Regions from separate parts of the Homo sapiens genome. Here region 2 is linked to region 1. A link is a contact called in ENCODE Hi-C or POLR2A ChIA-PET data. All regions are on one chromosome and are shown on one strand. Each heading gives the region's core, a stretch centred on a gene start or an enhancer-like site at or near the end of the contact. The rest is flanking DNA. Distances are from core to core; before and after follow the strand shown. Region 1 holds the start of LINC01132 (long intergenic non-protein coding RNA 1132). Region 2 overlaps LOC124904555 (a long non-coding RNA gene).

What was found. A loop is a pair of places that touch in the nucleus more often than their neighbours do. ChIA-PET counts read pairs that join two places held with the same protein, here RNA polymerase II (POLR2A). Pooled maps may share reads with other maps.
Region 2: a map of dorsolateral prefrontal cortex shows a loop between it and region 1 (3-fold over the local background). The contact joins the enhancer-like site here to the promoter of LINC01132 in region 1. A Hi-C loop is called at or near these places in 21 of 168 maps with a recorded cell type or tissue (CD14-positive monocyte, CD8-positive, alpha-beta T cell, Caco-2 and 16 more), 2 of 37 single-sample maps with no recorded cell type and 28 of 50 pooled maps. POLR2A ChIA-PET finds 5 or more read pairs at or near these places in 10 of 52 experiments (GM12878, HepG2, K562 and 7 more).

The regions. Positions count from the first base shown.
Region 1 is chr1:234,722,346-234,725,674 of GRCh38, reverse strand. It overlaps LINC01132 (long intergenic non-protein coding RNA 1132), which reads right to left and starts at 1,633. Exons shown (of 3, transcript NR_038856.1): 1 at 1,593-1,633; 2 at 1-452. RefSeq lists enhancers at 163-726, 727-1,289, 1,854-2,416.
Region 2 is chr1:234,670,894-234,674,222 of GRCh38, reverse strand. LOC124904555 (a long non-coding RNA gene) reads left to right here. Exons shown (of 2, transcript XR_007066952.1): 2 at 1,233-2,821. Among named protein-coding and RNA genes, the nearest start is that of LINC00184, 43 kb to the right of the region's middle. Within about 2 kb of position 1,504, at least 3 of the 41 ENCODE cell types and tissues checked have a DNase peak (open chromatin) inside an H3K27ac peak, as active enhancers do; they include GM12878, where a contact is called at or near this core.

The DNA of each region.
Region 1 (3,329 bases), core at 384-2,883:
GTTTCCCTCCACGACCTTGACCCTCCTGGTGGCTCTGTCCTCTCCCTGGACATGGGACACAATCATGTACACTCTGGAAAGGCCAAGGAGGGCTGTTCAGAGGGCCAGCTGTGGTCCATCTGAAGGTGACAATTTGCCAATTTGTTTTACAGGAAGGCTGCCATGGGCCTCACAATAGCAGTCCCTGCTTCCGCCTTTCTGTCATCTTCCAACTAAAGAGGCCAGGAAATGGCCGAGTCAGCTCCTGCTGCAGCACCTCCTAGAATCAGAAAAGGCCTTTCCGAGAATCTTGCTGAACCCTGAGGGTGAGGAGTGTCAGATTTTGCAGCGGGGGGAAGCTGGCAGTGGAGCCTCCACTTCTAAGTAACCTTTGCTTCGGAAACCTGCCAACTCTCTGCCTGGAGACTTGCCTTTGATCACGACTTGTCACCTTTCAGGAGATGTTCCACTTTCTAAGCAGGTGAAAAATGAACCTGATTAAAAATAGGGAACTGGACTCTTCACAGAGTCCCCCTGTAAAGCCAAACTACTGGCTACACCTCCAAGGGGGAAAAGGGAACATCCCTGTCCCTCAGGTCCCAGGGCTCCGTGGGACCCAGGACCCCCGAACAGCCTGCAACCCTACGACGACGGCCTGGCCATGCTCCAGCAGCAGGCAGAGGCTTGGGCCACAGCCACGTACTGGCTCCTGCTCGCTGGGTTCACCTTGGTGACCAGAGGGCACTGTGACCGCCCATTCTCCTCCCTCCCTTCCTCCTCCCCTCAGTGCTTTATGGACCTGAGTTTCTGGAGCTTTCTCAAAACCGTGGACACGTTCCCAGTGGAAATCATGACATTTTCCGTTTCACATTACGCACTCCACAATGCCCCAGGAAGGGAGAGAGAGAGGGAAGGAAAATAGGGCCTGGGAGCCAGCCCCTCTCTGTCTGCAGCCAGGGCTGCTCGCTGCTCTGTTTATCCTGGAGTCACCTCCCTCCCGAACTTGACAGCCAGTGCCCCAGTGTTTTCTTCTGCAGTCAAAGGCCCCGATGAATAGGTGAACTGCCTTTTCTATCTGCTCATGTGGCACATCTGGATAAAGGCGTGCCTCTCTACTTTGTTGTGTTTTTTTAAAACTTTACTTTCCACTGCCATGGTAACTGCTGCATGTTTGGCAGAGGGAAAGAGGAAAAAAAAAAAAAGCTCGGAGAGAAGAAAAGGAGCTCTCAGCGCGGGGCTGGCGGCCGTCCAGGGTAATCATGCCGCAGAGCTGAAATGAGGCCTCTGGCGGGCAGCCAAGTTACAAAGAACAAAGCTGTCAGTTCCTAATGTTGGCGGCAATGCTTGTTTGGCACCCTTATATGGTTTCCCAGAACTCCCTGCCTTGGCCGCCTTCCATTCCCTTCAGGGCAGCAAACAGGATTAGCACAGCTCCGAGTTGTTTTTCTCCTCTCTCCTCCAACTGTTCCAATGACATCATCCCTGCTGCATTCATTTGCCAGCAGGGTGGTTTTTTTCTCTCTCTCTCCACCTCCCTCCTCCCTTCCTCCCTCCCTCTCCCTCCATTTCTCTCTCTCTCTCTCTCTCACACACACATCTCTACTCCCACTCACTTCCTGTAGCCTCCCCCTCGCCTCTGACTTTCTTTAAATGCAATGTTTTAGGTCATTCTTCTTGTCCAGCTTCTCTGTTAAATTAAAAACACCCTAGTGCTTGTACATTTAGCTGAATCAAGCCAGACGCTGTATTTTATTTTTATAACTGAATTCCTGTGAGATAAAAATCTCATTTTCCTTAGTAGGCTGTAATCAGCACTCACAGGGATGTGGTTTCCAACTGCCCCAGCTCGTGCTTCCTTATGAAGCTCCGCTGAGAAATGAACTTGGCTCCTGTTCAGGTTTAAAGGGCCCGAGGCCGGTCACACATTGCTCACTCATACACACACACACACACACACACACACACACACACACACAGAGGATGTGCACACAAAGACCATTATACATGTATGCACACACACATGGACACACGTTCTTGTCCAGGGAAGCCCCTACGGTTCCACACACGAAGAGCAAAAAAGTATTCCCTGAGACAGACAGACACACAATCAGTACCCAGTGTCATTCTTCCCCTTTCCAGGAGGAAAATAGGTGAATAAGTCAAGCTGAAAGCTGCTTCCGAAAAGACTGTTTTAAACTAGCAGGCAGGCCAGCGTTATGCAACTCATGGCTAGGTTCATTAAAGGAATCGAGGTTTGCCGACTGCACAAATGTTCCCCTGCCTGCCTCCGCCCCAGCCCCTCCACCCCACCCTGCTCTGATTCATGAACTAGTTTTCAGATTCATGAATCACTCGGGAGCCAGCAAGAGAAAAATGAGTAGTATTGATCTCATTTCAATTGAAATGGGCTCATTAAGGCCATGCTGGCTGTGGACGGCCTTGCACGACAAGACGCTGGCCGGCGTCCGAGGTCTGCAGGCGGGCGCCCGAGCCTGCGGGTGGGACAGGACTCCTTGGGTGAAGCCTCCGCGGAGGGTGCCCCTTCTTATTATTATTAAATGGACACAATATGATCTACTGGTACAAGGGACTCTGGCTGCACTCCGCAGCCCTCGTTGGGCAGGCCGGTTTTCTTCTTTTTGTGTGGCCCGTTTATTTTGTTATTTTTTTTCACAGTTAATGGAATCTCAGTGCAGTTTCGCTCCTGGATTTCTGGTGACTCTTAAGGACTACCTGAAGTAGGAATTCACCTTCTGAAACAACTGGCATATCTTGGGGTTTGTTTGTTTTAACGCAAACAAGGAGCTTTTTACTCTTCTCCCTCCAGACCTCTGCCTTGCCACCCTCCTTGTACCGTCTTCAGCGAGAAGGACTAGGGGCTAGGAACCATCTAGACTTGGAGTAATCTAATTTATGTGGGGAAAATTTCTCCACCAACTGGATGGCTGCCTTCACGTGGACACCGGTTTTATAAAACCACTCTTTCCCTTCCCAAATGAGAATAATGGTTGAGGAAGCAGCAACAGAGCCTGGGTGCAGAGACATCACAGAGGGAGGCGTTAGGCCCCTGGGGCAGATGTCGCAGAGGCCGCCCACGAAGGAGCTCTCTTCTCTCCCACTGCCTTTCCTCTCCCCACTTGAGTTCCAGCTCCCTCTTGACACGAGCTCCCCTCCCCTTTCCAGCCCTTCGCCTTACACTTGTCCTCATGTCTGGGGAATCTTTTCCTCTTCCTCTCTACAACACCGGTTGGGCACCGTGTGTGAGCAGATCAGGAGAGGCTATTAGCTTTGATTTGCAGCTTCCAAATGGATTTTTGCATGGTTTCTTCCTCCAGCTCCTTCCACCCCCA
Region 2 (3,329 bases), core at 255-2,754, 51 kb after region 1:
CATGCAAAATGATGCTGCCCGAAGCCACACATGAGTTTGCCCATTAAGTTTAGATCCTAGCTCATGTCCAGATTAGGACGGAGGTGACATTCTTACCTTCTGGCTAGTTACAAAATTCTTCGAAAGGGAAAATGCAAAAACAATCAGATCCTAAGTGAAATTGTGGAGTGGAAAGACCCGTGTAGCATCTTCTTGCCTTGTATTTTGGGGAAGCTCCTTCCTTAGGGCAAGCATTCAGGGACTATCACTGTGCTCTCTCTTTAGTTCTGAAGTATATGCATGTCAATGAATCCACAACATTGGTTTGATATTCCACATAAAAATGATCAGCAAGGAGGAGTCCATTCTCTTCTTCCAGTGATCCATAGAGTGAGATCAGAAATTTATCAGCCAGATGACATAGGATACAAGATTCTTTTGGATAATATGTGTAATGAAAATGCAAACAAATTTATGAAAGAGTTCTGTGAGCTACTTCATAGTCTGATTGACTCATACACTTGACAAGGTGAGGGGGCCCTCTCCAGACAAGGTGGGCCACAAAGAGCTTGGCCTCTGGACTCAAGTCTTGGTCCGCCATCTGCCTTACTATCTGGGTAATCTTGGCCAATTCGCTTCGCTTCTCTGAATCTCTGTTTTCTCACCTCAAAACTGAAAATTCTTGCTGAATTATTGTAAGAATTCGAGAAGATTTAATAGGCGCTCAGTAAATGTCAGCTTTTGGAGCCACTATTTAGTCTGGAAATAGTCTTTGGAGGGGACTCATATGAACCATATGCATAGCACCACCTCCATGTCTGTCTTTGAAACATACCCCACTGTCTCTTTCTCTCACACACACGTGCGCACACACACAGTTAAGGCTATGGGTCCCGACTGCCAGGGTTTGAGTCCTGGTCCTACATCCTTCTCCCTGTGTGACCCTGGCCACCTTACTGAACTTGTGGGTGTCCTTTTCCCTCATCTATTAAATGGGGACTTTTATGGGTGGTATGAAGATCAAATAAGTGAATACATTTAAACCACTAGAACAGTGTCTAGTATATAAAAGAGTGTGCATGGGTCAAGTATTATTATTACTATCCATTCTTCATGATTCTTCTGGGAATTAAAAACCAACAAACCTCTAACTATCAGTGAGAATCCTGAATTCTCATCTTTCCCGCTGACCTTCATTCTGTAACCTCGAATGCATCTCTTTCTTCCATTCACACATCTGCTTTCTCTTCCAGAACAGCTGGTACAAGTGGATCTGCTCGGCACCTATAACCTAATTACCTCTCAGGCTCACACAAGTCTCTGGCCGCTAAGCGAATGATCTCCCAAAGGGATTATTCTCAAGCAGCACAGAAACTGTCCCTATGCCTCAGGTGGCCCCAGAACTCTTTCGTACTAGAGACTTATCTGTTAATAAAGTTAACAAAGGAAAGTGGCCTTCCAAGAATGTTTGTTTGGGCCACTACCTGGAAGAAATAACACTTGACCATGAGAGACTTGGCTGAGCAGTGCTGGGTCAGCTTAACCAAAGAAGACCAGCCATCACCCACGGCAAGAGCAGCTCTGACTTGGACCCACTGTTCCCCCAGCCTGTTAGCAGCCTGTGAACAATCTTTAAGTGACCCCTGGCCCTGTCACATCTCCATTCAACAGGGTTCTTGGGGAGGATGTGTGGACCGAGAACAGTGCCCACCCACACCACCTGTAAGTGTGGCCACGGCAGCCAGCCAGCATGGATGCTAAGTAACAAGTGGTATTGGGGCACAGATGTGGCGGGAGCGCTTTGGGGCAAAGAAAGAGGTGCTGTGAGTGAGGACAGAAAGGAAGGGGAAAAAAAAGCCTCATGGGTTAGAGCGCCTCTCACCTTTGGCTCTTCTTCAGAAGACTGGTAAAAGAAAACAAGAAGAGAAATTGGTTTCCCTGACTTCTCTAAAGCAAGCGTTCTTCAGAAAAGAGAATCGATCAGCCTGGTTAAAGTGGATAAACTATGTGATGTCCATCCAGAGAGGTGTCTATTAATGGCTGTAAAATGGAAAGATGAATCAATGGGACCGATTAATATTTATGAAGAGTTGAACTAGGCAGAGTGAAAAAGCCTTGTATATTGGATAAGAAAGGAAAAGCATTGCACACCATAGGATGCGTTTGTTTGGCTAAGGTTTCTGTTTTGATCACTGGGTAATTGTATAGAGCAGGGGCGTATGGTAGAGAAAGAAAATCTATATCTAGAAGTTATTGACTTTATGTACAAAAGCACTGGTTGGTGCCTATTTTTGAGGACCACTCCATCTTAAAAATAACTTTGGTTTTGTACGGCCTAGTTGTGGTGGAAAAGGAGCTCCAAAGAGTAAGCAAGTTTCCTACAAAAAGAATCCAAGCTGTTGAAACTACAATTAAGAAATGCAAAGAGTTACTAATTTTACTACTTAGAGGAAAGGAAATTCACAAGCAGGAAAGAAACTGTGGATCAGGGCAAGTTGTAACTCTAGAGGTTCAGAGATAGGAGCTCTAATTACACCAGGGCAAGGGAGTACTGTTTGGGGAAATTTCTGAAACATGAAATAGGAAAGCTGAGGGTCAAAATGATATTGTGATGTGAATAAATAGAGAAGACATGTTTGCATGGAGCTCAGCTGGGTAATCATGGAAAGAAGGAGGGGCGAAGGAGGAAACTGAAAATCGAAATAAAGAACAGAAGCACAGACCATGAAATATGCCAAATATAGTGTGCAAATACTCAGAAGGCATGGAAAGATAAGTTAGAAGCCAAAACTCAGTTATCACTATCGTGTGAAGGAACAATAAAACTCTTAGCAAAAACAAATGACTTAGCATGAGACCAATACTGCTTTCCTTAGGTAGCTTGGTCCAGAGGGAAAAGGCTGATATCACTCCCTATCAAGGGTTTTTAGACGGTTTAAGTGAGCTCTGCAAGTGGGAGACACGGTGATGATTATTGACAGTTGCTATCTTTCAAGGGGGAGAAGCAAACTGATGTTACACATTAGAATTAGTTAGCACCACCGAACACAGGTTACAAAAATACTGGGAGGAATTCTCTCTCCTGAGCACATTACGCAATATTTGCAAATGTGTGCAGGTAAGTGTTGACTCTCTCATCATGCTGGACCTGGAAATGGTTCTCAGCAAATCATGGCATGATTTCTTTTTCAAAGTTGGGTACACGAATATTATCGTAACCAGCTAAGAGCAGGGAGACGTGGCATGGGAGACTAACAGATAGTGCAGCTTTTAAGAGAAGACGTAGAAATCAATCTAGTAACAAATATTTATTAAGCATTGGAGTGTGCTAGGCACCAAGAGAAAAGAAA